Linked DNA regions of Homo sapiens: region 2 is linked to region 1. A link is a contact called in ENCODE Hi-C or POLR2A ChIA-PET data. All regions are on one chromosome and are shown on one strand. The core of a region is the stretch at or near the end of the contact, and the rest is flanking DNA. Distances in the headings are between cores, read along the strand shown. Region 1 holds the start of UFD1 (ubiquitin recognition factor in ER associated degradation 1). Region 2 holds the start of ARVCF (ARVCF delta catenin family member).

Region 1 (2,700 bases), core at 172-2,671:
TCCCATATTCCCAGCAACACCTGTGACACGACTATACCCACAGTTGTCACAGATTCCTCTCTCTCAAATCCCCCATTTGAGAGGCCACGACAGATCCAAAGTTTCCCCCAAATGCAACTGCTGTGTTCACCTATTAATATTAATAGCTTATTGCAAAAATACAAACTAGTCTCTTTACCTTTTACTTAATCCTTTATCCCACCCCACACCGTTGGGACAGGGAGGCAACCTCTCCTCCGAGTCTCTCTCCTCTCACTTGCTGTTCACCTCCTGCCCTGCTCCCTCTCCCACCCTAAGCCCTCAGCACCCATCCTGACACTCTGCCCGCCCTGCGCCCCCACGCAGCACCCTCACCTCGCGCGCCGGCCCCGCCCTCCTAGGGTCCGCAGAACTCACCTGAAGGATCTTGCACGCACACAGAGCATCCACGTCCGAGGCCACGAAGAGAAGGACCCTCTATCGGGGAAGAGCAGACCGGCTGAACACGGCGACCCGAACCCCGGCCCTCCCCTGCCTCCCGGTCACCCACGGTCGCTCCCCCTCATCCCTTCCCCACCGGCAAGGCCTCGGCGGGGGTCCCGGACTGGGCGTCACCTGGCTCTGGACCACCTCGTAGAACTCTTTGCGGAAATCGGACACGAACATAGCCACGGCGGCCGGACGCCTGGCGCTCGCGCTGAGGTACCAAGAGCCCGGCGGCGGTCAAGACTCCCGCCAAATCACGGCTCCTCCGATTGGTCCAGGGATCACCAACCAATAGCTTCTTAGTTCCCAGCCTTCCTTTCTTTCTGATTGGGCCACATTGGAGGCGGCCATTAGCGCTCTGCCATTCACGGCCAGAAAACTCCAGCCCGCCCCCAAAGAAGCGTCACCTCTGAGGCCGAACGCAAACACTGTTGCCCCCTTCAACTCTGACTCGCTTTTACCCAGAAAAGCGACGCTGGGCGGACATCTTTACTTTGGGAAGAGAAGCCTACTGCCTCCCACTGGGAACCCTCAGGGAAAGTATACTTCTAACCATACATTAAACTCAGTCACATACCCAATGGGGCAGCATTTACGTTTGCAATAGGTTTTTGGTGTGGTTTGAAGAAGGATTTGTAGCTTAGTTCCGCCCGAGTCCTCGATGGCTGAAGCAGAGGCAGTCTGGGTAGTGCATTGTGGGTAGTGTAGTCGTAAGGACAATGGGCCCTACTAAATTCGTCTGGAGGGGAATACTGTCAACACGTAATTTAAAATAACGTTTAAAAATACCTATAAAAGGGGAAATAAATCACGAAAGGGCATTTTAATGCTTCTACTGAGGGTGTTTTAGAGCCTAGCGTCTTCGCCTGGCCTTTTCTCTTTTGCAGCCGACGCTTTGTCCCGGGCACCCCCCCTCCGGGTCTCGGGTCCGGCACTTCCGGTGAGCCTCTGGGGCGTACCGGCTTGGCGCGGCGGCAGCGGCAGCGGCGGCTGGGAGAGCGGTCGGCGGGGTTTCTTCGTTGCATTGCCTGAGAGGAGCGGAGTCTGCCAGGTGGTGTCCATCATGGTAAGCGCTGACGGGCAGCGGGCGGGGGCTGGGCCTTGGCCCGGGGCCTGAGGTAGGGCCCGGCGGGGCAGGGCGGGGCGGGACGGCGGCGGAGGTGCCGAGTCACCCGGGCCTGAGTCCGGCCTGCAGGCTCATCGGCCGCACCGGGCACAAGCAGGACCCTTGACCACTAACCGCCTGTGGTCGCGTCCGCCGGTCCTGAACGTGGCTCGCATTCTGTCTCAGCCGGACTTGCCCTCCTTGACGAAAGAAAGGAAGGTTTGTGTCCATTCACGGGTTTCCCAAGTGCTGGACGCGCAACAGGTTTCCATAAACCCAAAGTTAGTTGCAAGGTTGCTGGGGATGGGAACAGAATCAGGGCGCTCCCCAGGGAGAATCCGTAGTGGGCATCCCCCGCTCTTGGGGGACACCCAGCTCTTGCCCCAGCTCCGTGAGCTCCGTGCCTACGGGTTCGTGCCTTCGAATCTGTACAGCGGTGTTGTGTTCGGTAATGATAACGATGGAAGCTAATACCTGCTGGTACATTTCCTGTTACACAGCTTTTAACACCTGTACTCCCTCATCGCGGCTTATTTCTTTTAATCCCTACAATCCCTTTGGAAGCAAGGATGATGATGATTTTAAACATGAGAAAACTAACGTTTACAGAGGTACTTTATTCGAGTCACAGAAGTAGGGACTGGAGAGTTGAAGCCAAGTCTGTCTGGCTGCAAAGCACTCTACGGTATTGTCTTCCTGTCACCTGTTTATTTTAGTAAAGACAAGGAATGATTGTTAGATTTTATCCCAAGTGTGTCACTGTCAAACCCTGGCTTATTTCTATTCTTGAGTTCATCCACTCAAGAATACCTGATATGTTCCAGGCAGTGTGCTAGGTCTCGGGATTGAAAAGGAAAGTGAGAGATGGGATCGGGAGCAGCAAAGAAGGGGCAGAAGGTCGGGTTCATGGGTAAACTGCAGGCAGGTTGTTAAGTATGTTGCCCCTTTGTGCGGATTTACCTTTTATATTCAAAGAGAAGAAATGGCTTACATAGGTTGGCTAGTGAGAAGCACTCAAGGGAAGCAAGCCCCTACCCTGTTCTGGCCTTGTTCACCCAGAAACGCTATTTCCTGTGTTATGGTTCTGGCCAAGATTTAGCTGAACAGTTATGCTGCTTAAAAGAAGAAAG
Region 2 (2,719 bases), core at 152-2,651, 540 kb before region 1:
GCTCCAATCGATTGATAGTAGCTGCCTGGCTCTGAAAGGCAGCTGGGATCGATTCACCATGCTGCCAGCACACAGATGGACCCAGCGGTGGTCCCAGCAGTGAGTTCTTGCCTTGGGCCATTTCATTTTCTTTGTCCTGGCCAAGGAATGATTGGATGAACACACTGGACTCCCAATATGGGTGGATAAGACAAGAGTGTCTGGTCACACCCCTCCACCACTCATAAGCATGGTTGTGGGCAGTTTGGTTCCCCAGGCGGCCTTGGAGAATGCAATGAGCCGAGGAACTGGTCATCTCCAGGTGCATCCAGGGCAGGAAAGGATGACAGCATGCGTGAGCCAGGGTCACTGGCTAAGAAGTCATCTCAGGACCTCCCCCTAGAAAAGCCCACTGGGCAGCATCCCTGCTGGTTCCCCCCTACACCACAAGGTTACGCAGAGCTGGCGGAGGGTCATGGTCCCACTCATGTCAGGTGCTCTTAATCTGGCAAGGAAATGTAACCTACGTGAATCTCAACAGGCAGTGAAGCACCGTTTCTTCCTGACTCCAGGTAGGGTGAAGAAAATGGGACAGTAGTACGGGGTGCGGGCATAAACGCACAACTCTGCCTCCCCAGACGCAGAGCTGTGGGGCTGTGAGAATGCCAGGAGGAGGTAAGAAAGGGCGGCCCCATGGGGGGCCTGCAGGGTGGGACAAGCCCAAGAGGTCTCTACATCCAGGCCTGGTGGGGGAGGTGAGCCCCTGGTTTACCGAGGGGGTCCCTTCCTGCCCTCGGAAATACTGCAGCTCCTACCTCCATCGTCTCCCCGCTGCGGGGACCCAGGGGCGTGAGGATGAGAGAGCCCCCAGGCCCCAGGGTCAGACGACTGTGTTCAAGCAAGTGAGAACCTCTCTGAGGCTGTTTCCCAACTGTAAAATGGGGATAGCAGCAGAACTCTCTCTCGCGGCTTGCGTGAAGAATACAATTCGATGTCGACAGGAGGGAGCGGCGCGCAGCGCGCAGCGAGTAGCAGGCGCTGAAGAAGGATACCTGTGAACTGGGAGTGGTGGCGGAGGCTACGCGGCCAGAGTCCGGGGAAGGGGCGCCGGCTCTGCCAGTCCCTGCTCGGGGCTGGATGGTCGGGGGATGTTCTCGTAAGTCGGCTGGGAGGGAGCGGTCCCGCGTACCCTGCCACCGCCGCCGCAGAGGTTCGGGCAGGTGCGGGGCCGCGGCCCCTCCGCGAGGGGGCCGGTCATCCGCCGGGACTGACATCCCGGAGGCCCAATGGCAAGCCGTCATCTCCGCGCATCCGCCCAATCGGCGCCGGTTGCCGTGCCGCGCCGGGTCTCTCGACCAATGGGAAAATTTGCTGTCAGATGGGGCGGGGCGGAGATTCGCGTCGCCGGCCCGGTCCGCTTTGCGCACGGGCCGCGTGAGGGCGGGAGGGCTGGCCCGGGGTCTCGGGTTGCGCGCTGGGCCTGGAGGGAGGGGGCGGCCCCCGCACCGGTCCGAGTTGCGGCCGCGTGGACTGCGACCCGCGCCGCGCCGCACCGCGCCGCGCCCTGGGAACGCCGCTCCCCGCGCGCCAACGGACCCGGGGAAGCCCTTCTGGGGTCCGAGGCCGCGCTGCGGGGCCGCCCACGCTGCGCTCCAGGTAAGCCTGAGCCAGTGGGCGGGGTGTGGGACCCGGGGCTGGGGCCTCGGGTCGGAGCCGGGACTGGGGGCGGGGCTGCAGATATGGGACGCATTCCGGGCAGCGGTCCGGACAGGGTCCTATCCCTGGAGTCGAGATCCGGGCGAGGGTCTGGGCCGGACGTCGGAGCCAATCTCCGCCCCACCCGCGTCTTGTCCGCGCGCTCTGCGGCGTCCGAGACCCCGGGCCGGCGGGGGCGGGTCTCTTTGTGCGTGGCCTTGGGGCCCTACCCTACCCGTCCGGGCGTCTTGCACTGAGCACTCCAGCCGAGCGCGGCCCGACCCCGCAGCCGTGCCCGCCCCGCGCGACGCTTGGCGCCTAGCTGCCAGGGCCCTGCAGCCGCCGAAACTTTCCAACAGCCCGAGGGGCGGCAGGCCGGGAACTTTCCTGGGGCAGCGCGCCGCCGGGAAGCTCAGGGGCACCGACGGCCCGGAGGTGTCCTCGCGCCGCGCTGCTCCTGCCGCCTCGGGGGTGAGAGAGGGCGCGCCACCCGGACCCCCGGCCTGGGTCCCCCTCCCCACGCCGCCCTGCGCCCCCTCGGTGCCGGTGCGGAGACATGTCATCTCCACTCTGAGGGAGACTGCTCGGTTTGCTGGGGAGTCGCCCTGGGCAGGTGGCCTGAGAGCTCCAGCCTATTTTAATTTTTAAATAATTAAATATTGGCTGCTTACAATATTTCACCGTTTCTTAGCTATGTGTAATGTAACATACTTAAAATGGAACTAAAGGACTTCAGCTCCCTTTCCCTACATCCAGGCATATTTAGAAATAAGGAAAAGAAAGGTGCCCCGTGGGTATTTTTTAGAGTAGGCTCTTAATGCTGCTGTCTAATAACCTCAGGTGAGTACCCAGGCTGCTGTGGGGGAAACCTCCCCTATGGTATGGGCCAGGGGGGTGCAGTGGGAGCCTCCACCTCTCCCGACCTTAGCTTCTCTGGGGTAGCTGCCTTTACTTCTTCCTACTTCTTAACTACTGCCTTATCTGCCTTTACTCTGGGATCTGGGCGGTGTTTAGAGGTCTGGTCCAAACAAGGCAGGTGTTACCT

Evidence for each region. Hi-C counts contacts between places; a loop is a spot of excess contacts on that map. ChIA-PET counts read pairs that join two places held with the same protein, here RNA polymerase II (POLR2A). Pooled maps may share reads with other maps.
Region 2: a loop to region 1 is called in a map of CD14-positive monocyte, with 8 times the contacts of the local background. The contact joins the promoter of ARVCF here to the promoter of UFD1 in region 1. A Hi-C loop is called at or near these places in 1 of 168 maps with a recorded cell type or tissue (CD14-positive monocyte), 1 of 37 single-sample maps with no recorded cell type and 11 of 50 pooled maps. POLR2A ChIA-PET finds 5 or more read pairs at or near these places in 4 of 52 experiments (CD8-positive, alpha-beta memory T cell, H1, PC-3 and 1 more).

What each region holds. Positions count from the first base shown.
Region 1 is chr22:19,477,914-19,480,613 of GRCh38, reverse strand. It overlaps UFD1 (ubiquitin recognition factor in ER associated degradation 1), which reads left to right and starts at 1,421. Exons shown (of 12, transcript NM_005659.7): 1 at 1,421-1,531. The coding sequence starts at 1,529. It overlaps CDC45 (cell division cycle 45), which reads right to left and starts at 694. Exons shown (of 19, transcript NM_003504.5): 1 at 595-694; 2 at 397-456. The coding sequence starts at 645. RefSeq lists silencers at 745-794, 1,585-1,654 and an enhancer at 885-1,184.
Region 2 is chr22:20,015,505-20,018,223 of GRCh38, reverse strand. ARVCF (ARVCF delta catenin family member) reads left to right here and starts at 1,401. Exons shown (of 20, transcript NM_001670.3): 1 at 1,401-1,635. It also overlaps a transcript of TANGO2 not described here. RefSeq lists a silencer at 1,110-1,509.